2 separate regions of the Mus musculus genome follow, and region 2 is linked to region 1. Evidence: chromatin contacts called from ENCODE Hi-C or POLR2A ChIA-PET data. All regions are on one chromosome and are shown on one strand. Each heading gives the region's core, a stretch centred on a gene start or an enhancer-like site at or near the end of the contact. The rest is flanking DNA. Distances are from core to core; before and after follow the strand shown.

Region 1 (6,331 bases), core at 2,070-4,569:
GAAAACAAAACATCCAATAATGAGCAATGAACTCACCTGTCACCCACATGTGTGTGGGGGGTTATGCAGATGTATTGAAGCAATTCCTAACGCCATTAAGCATCGTAATCCTGTAACATCCTGGCTGTGGTTGGAGTGAGAGTGGATATCTTCACATGCCTCCACTGCCCTCTCTATCCCAGTGGTTCTCAACCTTCCTAAGGCTGCAACCCTTTAGTATATGTCTTCATGGTGTGGTGCCCCCCCCAACCATAAAATTACTTCATTGCTCCTTCGTAACTGTAATCTTGCTACTGTTATGAGTCACAATGTAAATATCTGATCTGTAACCCCCACAGGCTGAGGACCACTGCTCTCCAGTGAATGTCTACTTTAGTCATATCGTTTGAAAACATAAAGCAGTCCAGTTCTGAGTATCAATGCTTAAGGAAATATGCTGTCTCATGGATGAGACAGCAGGACTTAGGAATGCAGAAACCCACTGGTAAGCTGCTTTTAATCATCAGTGAGGACTTACTGGGGTTAGAATTTTTTGAAGATCCTCAAAGATACAAATAGGCCCATTTTGGTTCATGATTTGGCCTTTGGAATCTCTTAATATATGGCTGTCACTGATAGAGAAATCAGGGACAAAGATCATACATGCAGCGCAGTATCTATTACCTGGTTAGCAGCAGGCTGAAGTGGCCCTTCTTTATTTACTCCTATGATCTGAGTTTTCAGGATATCAGTGTTTATTCAACAACTAGGTTTATTTATTTAATTTTACTTTTTACAATAACCACTAGTATTTTCTCTATCACAGATCTGTTATAGAAGGAAGGAAAACAAAAGCAGCCTCTTGAAAGTGAAAAGAAGGAGCACGTGGAAGAGTCTCATGGAGACGGAACTGAACACTTTTAATCCCAGTGATTTCCTTTGAAAGTCACCCGATTTTCAGGGCTGAGGATGTAGTTCAATCAGTGAATGCTTGATCCTGGAAACCTCACAAATTGGCAGGAAGCAGGAGCTGTTCAGGGTCCTCAGCTATAAAGCAAGTTCAAGGCCAGCCCGAGATCATAAGGTCTCCCAAACTAAGAAATTCTAAATGTTGTTTTTACAAAGTTACCTACTTTGGCTCCCTGGCATTATGTAAGTATTTACATGATGTATAAGCATTTACACTATCAGTTAGGACAATACACAATGTACACACTTACTTCCTGAGGAAAATACTTTTGAAAATACAAAGCTTTTGTGTATCACAATTTCTGCTATAGGCTGAAATTAAAGACTGAAAGAATATTATAAACCTATATCCTAGAATCACCAAAGAACCAAAATTACTTCAATGCATAATTAAAAAAATGGCATCTCAGATAAAATCACTTGACTATAGAGCTATTTTGTAATGATTTTAGTTAAGATCTTTAAGACTGTAAAGAATATACAGTTTATTATACTTCAAGTTTTGAATTAACATGTAAGTCCTATATTTGTTAACATACTGCCAACCTACATTCACCAAAAAATAAAATGGCATTAGACAGCATAATGATTGCAAGAAAGTCATCTTCAGAGAATTGATAAAGCAAACTCCAATCCAAGTAAAGAAAGTATCCCTTTTCCGTTTGGTAACTTCTAAAGCTCTACAAGTTATAATGTATTTTCTCAAAAATATATAATACACAAAATAATCCTTCCAGTTACCAAATTACTTCAGCTGCAAAGAGGGAGAGAAAAAAAAAATCACTAACCACTTCCAACACATCATAAATAACAGGAAAACCAATCTACTCATGTATACTGATGTGACTTGATCAAATTTGGTAGAAACCAAGAAATGGGTGTTTTGGCCATGCCCTTATTAATTGCGGTAAAGGATGGTGAATAGGCCACAATTAAGTAAAAGGAATTGGGTACAAGTGAGATGCAGTCAAGAATCAATTCCTAACACTAGCATTTCATTCATCCCCTTCTACTCAGTTATTTCATTTACAATATGGATGATTTTCACTTTACACTTAGAAGTGATAAAAATATTTCCCCCCTACGAGGAACCTACAGCAACATCCATAAGCAGCCTATGGGTCTTTTTTTTTAAATGAATTAAACATGTCTCTTCCCCTCGCCTTACACTTCTCTCAGTTACCTCCCCAGGGTGTGAAAATATCAACATCCGGTCGCCCACCCTCTCAGGAGTGTCTCCCGTGGACTGCGTCCATCCTCTCTCCATCCTCTCCTTCCCTTTCAGTAGCATCACCTTGGTGAAGCGTACCGAGTATTTCTTTCCCGTTACTCCCCCACCCCTTTTCATGGCCGAGTGCAGCCTTCTCTGCACTTGGATCAGCAGAAGAAAGCAGCATGCTTGGGGGAGAACAGGCAAAGAGGCCTGACAACCGGATAGCACTTAACAACAACCGGATGGCTCCCCAATGGCCTCTGGCTGCCAGTCGGGTCTCTCGGTGCCGACATCCCCGATCTTCACGCTACCACCCTTTCCACGCCACCGAGGCAGAGACCGGTAAAAGGCAGAGTAGAGGCAGCGCGAGGCACGGGCAACCCTAACGGAGTCCCCTGGGGGGAGAGGACCGCGAACCCGGGAGCGGCTCCCGCCCTGCGGCCGGGGCCCCGCACTGCAGCGGCGCCCGGGCGGACCCCACGCCCGCCTCACCCGCACAACGCCGCACACAAAAGCGCCGGGCCGCCGCCTTCCCGCCCCCACAACCCGTAGAGCAATCAAAGGGGCAGCCGGCCCGACGCGGCCAGAGGCGCGGCTCACCATCGCTGCGCTTGATCTCCACGTAAATCCCGATCTGGATCTTGCCGAAGTTGGCCGTTGCCATCACCTCATCCGGAGCGGCGGCAGGCGGGCGAAACAGGCGGGGAGGGGGCGGGGTGGCGGCGGGAGGGGCAGCGGTGGCCCGCGTCCGCGCCGGTCCGGGAGGCAGCGTGGACGCGAGCGGGGCCGCGGCGAGAGCGGCGGCGGACGAGCGGGCTGAAGCCCCGGGCCTGCGGGCGGACGGGCGGACGGGCGGGCGGACGGGCGGGCGGGCGGGCGGGCGCGCACGCCGGGCGTCCGGGTGAAGCGAGGGCCGCAGCCGTGAGGCGGCGCGGGGGAAGAGTGGGAGGGCTCGCGCCGCCCGCCCCTACGGACGCTGGAGAGGCGGGGCGCCGCGCGCCTGCGCACACCCGGCGGCCCGCGGCTTCCTGCCGTGCGCCCGCGCGCTCGGGCTGCAGGCGGCCCCGCCCAGCTCGGCTGCGGCCTGGCGGCGGGCGGGGCTGAGCCGTCCGCGGGAACGGGAACGGGAACGGGAGCGCGCGCGGCCCGGCCGGGTACGAACCCGCGCCGGGTTTGATTCCGCACGCGGCGGCCTACGAGGCGCGGGAAACGACTCGCGACGTCCTTCCAGAGCTCCCGCTCCGCGTGCACGCTGCCGCAGGAACGGGTTGAGGGCCGAGTGGGATCGAGGCTTTCGGGGCGCGGGACTGAGGGGCACTGACCGATTAAAGAACTGGCTCAGTGCATTTCTGTGGCTGTCAGATCGCATGCCACTCCGGGGCAGCCGGTCCTTGAGGAACCTTATTAAGGCCGGGGCATGCCTGGTTCAGGCTTCCCATCAATTATGGAGGGTCGAAAGGGTGTCGTCCACCCTGAGTAGGAACGAAGACCTCCCCTTGCCCTTTACTTCCCAGCTCATTGCAATTCAAAGCGAAGCCCTCCTGGGCTACCAGCGGGCCTGTCCTGCTATCCTATTGCTTCAGTAGAGCTCAAGGCTTACTTGCCCTAGTCTCTAACTCCAGCAGCTATGACTCAAAATCAGAGCAGAGACTTGAAGAACGTTGAATAATGAGCCTCTTCTGCAGTCATGTGGCTGAGCTGACTACAGCAACATGGAGAGTGCCAAGCAGAGGGGGCCAGGTAGACAAGCGTGTAAACTGAAGTGTAACCTCCACCAGCTTTGTCGTAAATTCTTTGTAGAATGACTTACTACTCTCCTCAGTTACTCCCTGCCTGCCCATTCCTGCATCTTGGTTTCTTCATCTTCCCCCATGATCTAGGATAATATGATCTCTTCTCCTTCCCCCTGATTATTTAAATCTTCCTCTCACCTCCCTACATTTTTCACTTGTTATTTACTTTTTTTTTTTTTTTTTTTTAGATAGGGTGTCATTTGACCTAAGCTGGCCTTAACCATGCTATGTAGTGAGGATAATCTTGAATGCCTTACTGGTGTGAGCCATCACTTCTAGTTTATGTGGTACTGGGGATAGAATCCAGGACTTTGTACGTGATGAGAGCATTGTGGATGAGAATGGTTCATGTGCTTGAATACTTTGTCCCCATTGTTGGAACTGTTTGGGAAGGATTAGGAAATGTGCCCTTATTAGAGAAAGGGTTTCACTAGGATCAGGCGCTGAGGTTTCAAAAGACACCATTTAGAGTTAGCTTTCTAGACCTCTTACTTGTGCATCAAGAGGTGAGCGCTCAGGTGTTGAGGCCAGCATGCCTTTGTTCCACCATCATGGACTTCAAACCTAGGAAACCATAAGCACAGTGAAACACTTTTGTTTTGTCGGTTGTCTTGGTCATGGTGCTTTATCCCAGAAAGAGAGGCAACTACAACACCAACAAGCAAGTGTTCTACCAAGTGAGCTAAACTGCTAGCCCTGAAAGCCTACTGTCTTTGTAAAACCTGCTCCACCCACTCCAGCCTAGATGACTCTTCTGCCTAGGGATTCTTGCAAAGTGGTAAGTATCACTTTGTAAATAGACATGTTTGATCTATAACTATGTATACATAGGAACTTTTCTTTTTTTTCAAAGATTTATTTGTTAATATTTATATGAGTACACTGTAGCTGTCTTCAGACACACTAGAAGAGGATAGTAGATCCCATTATAGGAGATTGTGAGTCACCACATGGTTGCTGGAATTGAACTCAGGACCTCTAGAAGAGCAGCCAGTGATTAATGCTCTTAATCGCTGGGTCTTGCGCGCGCTCGACTGGCCAGGAAGAACGACGCTGCAACAGGATCCTTCTGCACAAGTTTATTGGGAGAGCTTGATTGTAGAGGCGAAGAGACCCCGAGCCCAGAACTGGTGCTGCTTTTATAGGCCTAGGAGAGGCGTGTCTCACACCCGGATTGGTTATGCACTACGCCTCATTTGCATGTTCCTTATCTGATTGGCTACTCTCTCTCTCTGTACCTCACAGAGCCTCATTATCATACCTCATTTGCATGTCTCACATCTGATTGGTTACTCTCTCAGTACCTTACAGAACCTCATTATCATACCTCATTTGCATGTCTCACATCTGATTGGTTATACTCTCAGTACCTTACAGAACCTCATTATCATGCCCGGGCCAGGCAGTGTCTTTGCAAAAAACTTTACTGCATATGTACACATTGGTTGTTTGTCCAAACTTATGCGTGGTGGCCAGCAGTAGTCAGTGCCACTCTGCAACGGCACATGTGGCTTCCCACAACTGGGCCTCTCTCCAACCCTTCCTCATCACCTCCTCCTCTCTCTGTCTCTGTCTCTGTCTCTGTCTCTTTCTCTGTCTGTCTGTCTGTCTCTCTCTCTCTTTCTCTCTCTCTCTCTCTCACACACACACACACACACACAAATTCTTATTGCATGGAATAATCCTGGACAGAACCAACTTAAGGGGAGAGAAGTTTAGTTTTGCCCAGAATTCAAAGGATACAGTCCATTGTGGTGCGGAAGACATGTCAGTGGGAGTGTGTGACAGAGGTACCTCACCTGTTGGAAGATCAGGGAGCAGAGAATGGGACTGGTCCCTGGGCTGAGATATAGCCTCAAGTTTTGTCCATTGGTCAATATCTACCAGCTAAGCCCCATGTTCCAAAGGTTTCCATAGTCTACCGAAACAGTACCATCCAGCTGGATGAAGACCGTGTGTGCCAAAGCCCCATGGGGCCTGTGTCATATTCAAACCATAGCATTATGGTCATTTGTCCTCCATGTTTAAAGTTCTGAAATGCCAATGGAACATAGGTCGCATAAAGTAATATAAAAGTAACTTTTACTCTCTTGTAATAATTGTCATCTCGGAGGCTTACTGCTTCCGACTGCTAACCTGTGCCTTGTCCCAGGAGCTTCTAGCCTCCTTACAATCTAATCTAGACCTAGCGTGTTTTCAGCCCCTGAGACTTTGTGCCGACTAAGCGACTAAGCTCACCCTTCCTTTTTCTTTCTGATCTCTGGCCGGCTGTTTTGTCTCAAACTCCTCTCAAGCTCACTGATTCAATCTGGCTTCTCTGCATGTCTGGCTTTTTGCTCTGCTTGGTCTTGAACTATCTTTGGCAATCTTCTGGCTC
Region 2 (6,417 bases), core at 991-3,490, 51 kb after region 1:
TGAGGGTGAGGAAATGAGGCTTTGGCAGGTGGTCTGCTGCTGAGGTAGGGAAGGACTGGGAGAGGGGTGGGGATAGGGGAAGTTCTGCAGTTAGCCTACCTGTTTCTTTGGTCAGAGTGCCAGTACTTTTTTTTTTTTAACTTTTTTTGTTTGTTTGTTTGTTTTAAAGATTTGTTTATTGTATTTATATGAGTACACTGTCACTGTCTTCAGACATACCAGAAGAGGGCATCAGATCCCATTACAGATGGTTGTGAGCCACCATGTGGGTACTGGAATTTGAACTCCAGAAGAGCAGTCAGTCTTAATCGCTGATCCATCTCTCCAGCCCTGTGCCATTACTTTTTAGTGAACTATTTCAATAGGTTTCTAAAATGTGCATGTACATCTTTCCATATAAATGCTATGTAAGAACCTTTTAGATAAAAAAAAATCAATAGTACTAGTTACATACAGATATATTAATATCTCTTGGCTTTTACTTTAAAAATTATATATGGTGTGGTGAGATGGCTCCGTGGGCAAAGGTTCTTGCCATTAAGATTAGCAACCTGAGTTCAGTATCTGGAACCCGCATGATGGAAAGAGAGACTGGACTCTCCCACTTGTACTGTAGTGTGCTCAAACTCTCCCAACAAAATAAAGAATAGTTAAAAAGCTAAGAGTAAAACCTGTCAAAAGTTCAGAGGCTATTTAATTTTTAAAAGTTATATGTATCATAAATTATATGAAGATTATATATATTATAAAATTAGTTTCTTATGATTTTATGATATATAGTATTTGTTATATGTAACACATAATTTATGTAAATTACACAATTGGAAATCTGTAATATACTTCACATAATCTATCATTTTAGATATAAGTTTCTATAGCTAGATAAATTATAGATCCTATAAAAGTAATGATATTTAAATTATAGATACTATAACATTTTATTTGTAATAAAAAGTATCTGATGCAGTTTGTAAATGGAAAAGGTAATGGTGTTGCTGGTGGGGACTTTTGAGTGAGGAGAATGTTTGCTCTCCATGGAGGCCCTGACAGAATAGCCACAGGCATTTCATACTCATAAGAATAGTTCACGAAAACAAAACGCCCACACCCCAACCCAGGAGCAGACAGCGCTGTACACAGGGGCGGCCAGGGCTCTCCTCCTTCTCAAGCCAGGATTAGGAAGCAGAGTTGGGGGTTGAAGGGTCCCTGTTAGGAAAGCCAAAGAGAGCCCAGCAAACTGATTGTCAACATATGGGTGAATAACAATCTGCTGACTTTGAAAAACTAGCTATAATCCATTTCACATAATGCATGCGAAGCACAGCAGGCAGCGGCCCATAATGGAAGGATTAGTTTTGGGCCTTAGGATAGTTTTTAAAATTCACAAGCTGATAGAATGTTACACCCCATATGGATCCAGATTATTCTCATCGGGGAGTTTCCAGGACTCCCTTCCCTCCTACAGAACTCTGGACGTTCCTAGTACTAGAGAGACAGCTTCCCCCATCCATCAGGGCTGCAGCTGGAGATACTCCCCGGTGATAGGTAGGCAGTAGCCCGAAAGTACCTTTTAAGAATGTGAATAGATTTGTAAAACCTCTTAGGTCATTTTCTCATTTTTCTGGTCTCTAAGCCGCTGTGCAGCTTTCCCTTTCTTGTGCCTATGACAGGCACCCTGCTAAAATCGTCCTGGATGCATTGCTCCTTGCAGATTTTAATGGCTTGCCAGCGTGGCAGAAGAGGCTGCCCACGTGACCGGCATCACTTACAGTCCTTCCCTGTTTGCTCCCACCTGCCTGCTTCAATTTGAACCATTTTCCTGCGTCCGATTTGTCTGTCTGCCCTGCTTTTTTATCTTGTCCCTGCCTCCCTCTCCTAATCGGCTGTCCTTGCAGGGTTCCTTTTGACTTTCGTAACAGGGAACCTTTCAGCCCCAAACTCTGTTGATCTAATCCTGGCTTGAGAAGGAGGGAGCAGCAGCTCTGACCGCCCCTGTGTACAGCGCTGTCTGCTCCTGGGTTGGGGTGTGGGCGTTTTTTTGTTTTTCCGTGAACTATTCCCATGAGTATGAAATGCCTGAACAAAGCGGTGATTTAGCAGGCCTGGAATCACACACTGAGCTCATAGCAACCTGCTCCTAGTAGCAACGGGAGGATTAGAAACAGTCCCCCACTAAGTAGCTTTGAGTCAGGTGGAAATGAGAGCAATGAGTCTGGGTTCACTTTGCTGGGAATGGTAGGCTTACTGCCCTAAAGAATGTGTCCCCCGCGGGGCACATGTCACCAAGGAGAACCGTACGTGAAGCCTGACACAAAGTCATAAATGTCCTTTAAACGCGAGAGGTATTTTTTGGCATTTGTTCTTGTACACGAGTATGAGCCTTGTAGGAGGTAATGTCATGTTTCAGTGTCAAAAGGTCGGACACGCCTGCTTTAGAGTACTGTGGTATTGTCCACCCCTTTAAGAGGCAAAGCAAACATTGGTTTCTAGATTCCTTGTTAGTCTTTATGTTATTGGTAATGCTGATGTCTGAGTTTGCAAGTAAAACTTAAAAATCACCTCCTAGAGAACTTTGTAAAACAAAGCTAAAACAAGGTACAAAGAATCAGACAGAGAGCTAGGGGTGGTGGCTCAGGTCTGTAATCCCAGAACATGAGAAAACAAGGCAGGGTGACTGCTGAGAGTCTGAGGCCATGTTGAGTTACATAGTGAGTTCAAGGCCAGCCTCAGACCACATAGCAAGGAATTGTCTTGTTAGGGAAAAAAAAAAAAAAAAGTCAGGGAAGGAGGCCAGATATCTATAATGATAGCCATAATGATAAATTAGGAGTGTGTAAATTAAATGAATTATACCTGTCCCCACCTTGCTTCCAAGTTTATGCAACCAGGCTATGATTTATTTATTTAGCTTTTGCACAATTACTGAGGAAATTGTGCAAAAGCTAAATAAATACTCCTAGTCTAATTTCCTATTTGCTAGATTGTCTACTTTCCCAGCCATGCTCCCCAAGAACTTGCTGTTTGAATCTTCCAAGTTATTTCTGTTCGAGCAGTCTGTCCGGGGCTGGAGGGCGGGGGGGGGGGGTCATTTCACTATGTCCTGTGCTGCTGGTCCCCCACGTCTAATGGAGACTTCGTATTCTCTACATCTTTCCCCTCATTCACTCTCCTCTTTTTCCTTTCTCCTCCTCTTAGTTGTCCCTACCTGTGACCCCAGCCCGGTAACTGAAAACCCACCTACCTCTCTTCCCTCCAGTCACTGACTATAGTCATCTTTATTTAACCAATAGTTTTAAATTAGGGGGCAAGGTTTACACAACAAAACCTGGTGTACTGGGAGTAGTCTTGGGGCAAGCAGATCTTGGGGGTACAGAATTTAGCATTTGAATATGTAGCAGCACCCAAGCTAACCCCAACAAGAGTGTGCTAGATATCTTTGGAAAGGGTAGTTGATTGATTGAGATTTAGCTTAATTTGATTTTTCTGTAGAAGCTAGAGTTAGGTGATAGGAAGACAGGGTAAAAAGTTCATGCTCAGATGTGAGGAGTGGAGGAGAAGGTTGGACCAGGAATGATAGAAAATGCACAAAATAGGCCAAGGGCAGGAGGGCAGCGTGACTTCATCTAAGCTGGAAAAGAAGTTTTGAGCAGCTCAGTGATCTCAGATGTCTTCTCCCCAGAGAAATGAGCTCTTTTCTTGGAATGGCGAGGCCCTGAAAGCTGACTCCACCCTTTGGCTCTTATCTAGACCTGTCTTGTAATATTATCTCTTTGAGACATTTTTTTTTTTTGTCTCTTCATTATAACAATTAACTTCTTATGTGTCTCGCTTAGCTTGGATATCCACTCCTTCTAGATCACCCAGGACAGTTCTTGTTTTTTAATGCCTGCTGTGATGGTTTAACCAGGCATCGGTCACTTTTTTACTCTCAGAAATGTCTTAGTTTGAATAATTTTAGTTGACAGGGTTGCTCTAGTCTTATTCCAATGAAACTGAAAACACCCATGTCTATCAGGATGACAACAAGAGAGGCCTCAGTCTACTGGGATTCTGAGGTGTCTCTAAGGGATTCTGAGGAGACTCTAAGGAAGGGACATTTTACAGATGTGTGGGTTCAGACAAGGGCATCAGAAAGGATGTTGGGATACAAAGCCTGAAAAGGGAAAAGAAGTAATAACATTAGTGGAGCCCAGTAGAGAGATAAAGCCCTAGAACGGGACGCACTGGAGATGCCACGGTCTCAGAAGGTCTTGATCACTGCAGAACTGGTCATGCTCCCAACCGCTGTCTCCCTACCTACTTACCTCCTGTTTGTTTACTGTTGGCTGAACCAAAATTCAAATATGGCGGCAAAAGAATCCTGGCCAAAAAATCATCGCGATCTGGAGGGGAAGCTCAGAAAAGCTTTCCGAATAGGCTGAGGTACCCAGGCGTGTGGGCTATATGATATACATGCAAATCACCATTGGATAGGAATAAAGCCAGACTTGGATGCAACTTAGGGATTACATTCATTATCCATAAGAAAGTAAACCCCTAACCTAAGGCTGCGAAACAGCTGAGCACGCATATGAGAGAGGTGCCGGGTCGTATGCAGTGGTGGTACAGAGTCAAGGTGCTAAGTGAATTTGGAAGTAAACAGGTTGCTATTGGCTGGGACAGTTTGAAGGATTATAGAAGGGGGAAAGTATAGAATAGGATTGAACTTTGTGCAACTTCTCTGAGTATGGGAGAGGCTGGGTTCTTTTGGGAAAGAGCATGAACAAGAATACAGGTGCCAGTCTGAAACATCCTTGTGCCTCCTGGCTTCTTCTCCTTCTTCTCCTTCTTCTCCTTCTTCTTCTCCTTCTTCTTCTCCTTCTTCTTCTCCTTCTTCTCCTTCTTCTCCTTCTTCTCCTTCTTCTCCTTCTTCTCCTTCTTCTCCTTCTTCTCCTTCTCCTTCTTCTCCTTCTTCTCCTTCTTCTCCTTCTTCTCCTTCTTCTCCTTCTTCTCCTTCTTCTCCTTCTTCTTCTTCTTCTTCTTCTTCTTCTTCTTCTTCTTCTTCTTCTTCTTCTTCTTCTTCTTCTTCTTCTTCTCCTTCTTCTCCTTCTCCTCCTCCTCCTCCTCCTCCTTCTTCTTCTTCTTCTTCTTCTTCTTCTTCTTCTTCTTCTTCTTCTTCTTCTTCTTCTTCTTCTTCCTCTTCTTCTTCTTCTTCCTCCTCCTCCTCCTCCTCCTCCTCCTCCTCCTCCTCCTTCTTCTTCTTCTTCTTCTTCTTCTTCTTCTTCTCCTTCTCCTCCTCCTTCTCCTCCTTCTCCTCCTTTTCCTTCTCCTTCTCCTCCTTTTCCTTCTCCTTCTCCTCCTCCTCCTCCTCCTCCTTCTTCTTCTTCTTCTTCTTCTTCTTCTTCTTCTTTTTCTTCTTCTGATTTATTTGTTTTAATTTTATGCATGTGGATGTTTTGCCTGCATGTCTGTCCATGTCCCATGTAAGTGTAGTGCCACAGGGACTAGAAGAGGGTGTTGGGGTGTTGGATCCTGGAGTTATAGACTCTTGTGAGCTTCTGGTTGGGTGCCAGAAACTAAACCTACATTCTCTGCAAGAGCAGCAAGTACTCTTAATTGCTGAGCCATCTCTCCACCTCCCTGCTTAGGACAGGTCTAACTCAGGAAGGTCTAACCTGTGGCCTATTGCATGTGGTCACATGAGGTTGTGGAAAGCCATGGATGTGGCACAACACAAATTGTAAACTTAAACATGAATTTTTAGAGGTTTCTTTTGGGGAGTGGTTAACTTGGTTGTGTGAGTCTCAAGTGTGAACTCTGTACATGATGACACTGTTTGCAATGTGAAAACTTTAGACTTGCCCAGAAGCAAGTTAAGTGAGTTCTGAGAGACCTGGGTTGTCAGCAGCCATTTATTCGTTCCTTCAGTAAATGTTTATTGAGAGCACTGTCCTAAGATCCGTTGATGCCAAATAAAAGGAGACAAGGTTCATTCCCTTGAGAAAAAAAGAGTCAGAAAAGGCAGCAAAGGAAGGAAGCAATTATTTTACCAGGTGAGAGTTGAGGTATGCAAGCTGATATGGGAACTCACCGGGGCTCATCTGCATGAGGCCCAGGAAGGGATTTTCTGGAGGTGGCAATAAACTCTGGATCCCTAAGGGGACAGGAGCTCCGCAATTGCATTTCTGCTCATGTGTGTCTGTCATACTACATTGTAAAGAAAGAAGGAAGGGATGGTTAGCTTAAAATCAGAGCAGGATAAAAAGGAAATTATATAAAGCATGGGGGTGGGGTGGAGATACACACACACACACACACACACACACACACACACACTCACACACATGAATATGTCAGCTCTTGATCTCAGACCAACTTTGTGAGGTTGCAGTTTTATTCCCATTTTAACAATGAGAATAAATGTGAGATGTGCTGATT

The links. Hi-C counts contacts between places; a loop is a spot of excess contacts on that map. ChIA-PET counts read pairs that join two places held with the same protein, here RNA polymerase II (POLR2A).
Region 2: a loop to region 1 is called in a map of left cerebral cortex, with 2.7 times the contacts of the local background. The contact joins the enhancer-like site here to the promoter of 3830408C21Rik in region 1. A Hi-C loop is called at or near these places in 1 of 37 maps with a recorded cell type or tissue (left cerebral cortex). POLR2A ChIA-PET finds 5 or more read pairs at or near these places in 1 of 5 experiments (embryonic stem cell).

The regions. Positions count from the first base shown.
Region 1 is chr13:107,019,251-107,025,581 of GRCm38, forward strand. 3830408C21Rik (RIKEN cDNA 3830408C21 gene) reads left to right here and starts at 3,320. Exons shown (of 4, transcript NR_015471.1): 1 at 3,320-4,732. It overlaps Kif2a (kinesin family member 2A), which reads right to left and starts at 3,105. Exons shown (of 21, transcript NM_001374727.1): 1 at 2,762-3,105. The coding sequence starts at 2,825.
Region 2 is chr13:107,071,398-107,077,814 of GRCm38, forward strand. The region is part of intron 1 of Gm31452 (a long non-coding RNA gene); the gene reads left to right. Among named protein-coding and RNA genes, the nearest start is that of Gm31452, 11 kb to the left of the region's middle. Within about 2 kb of position 2,241, at least 3 of the 3 ENCODE cell types and tissues checked have a DNase peak (open chromatin) inside an H3K27ac peak, as active enhancers do; they include left cerebral cortex, where a contact is called at or near this core.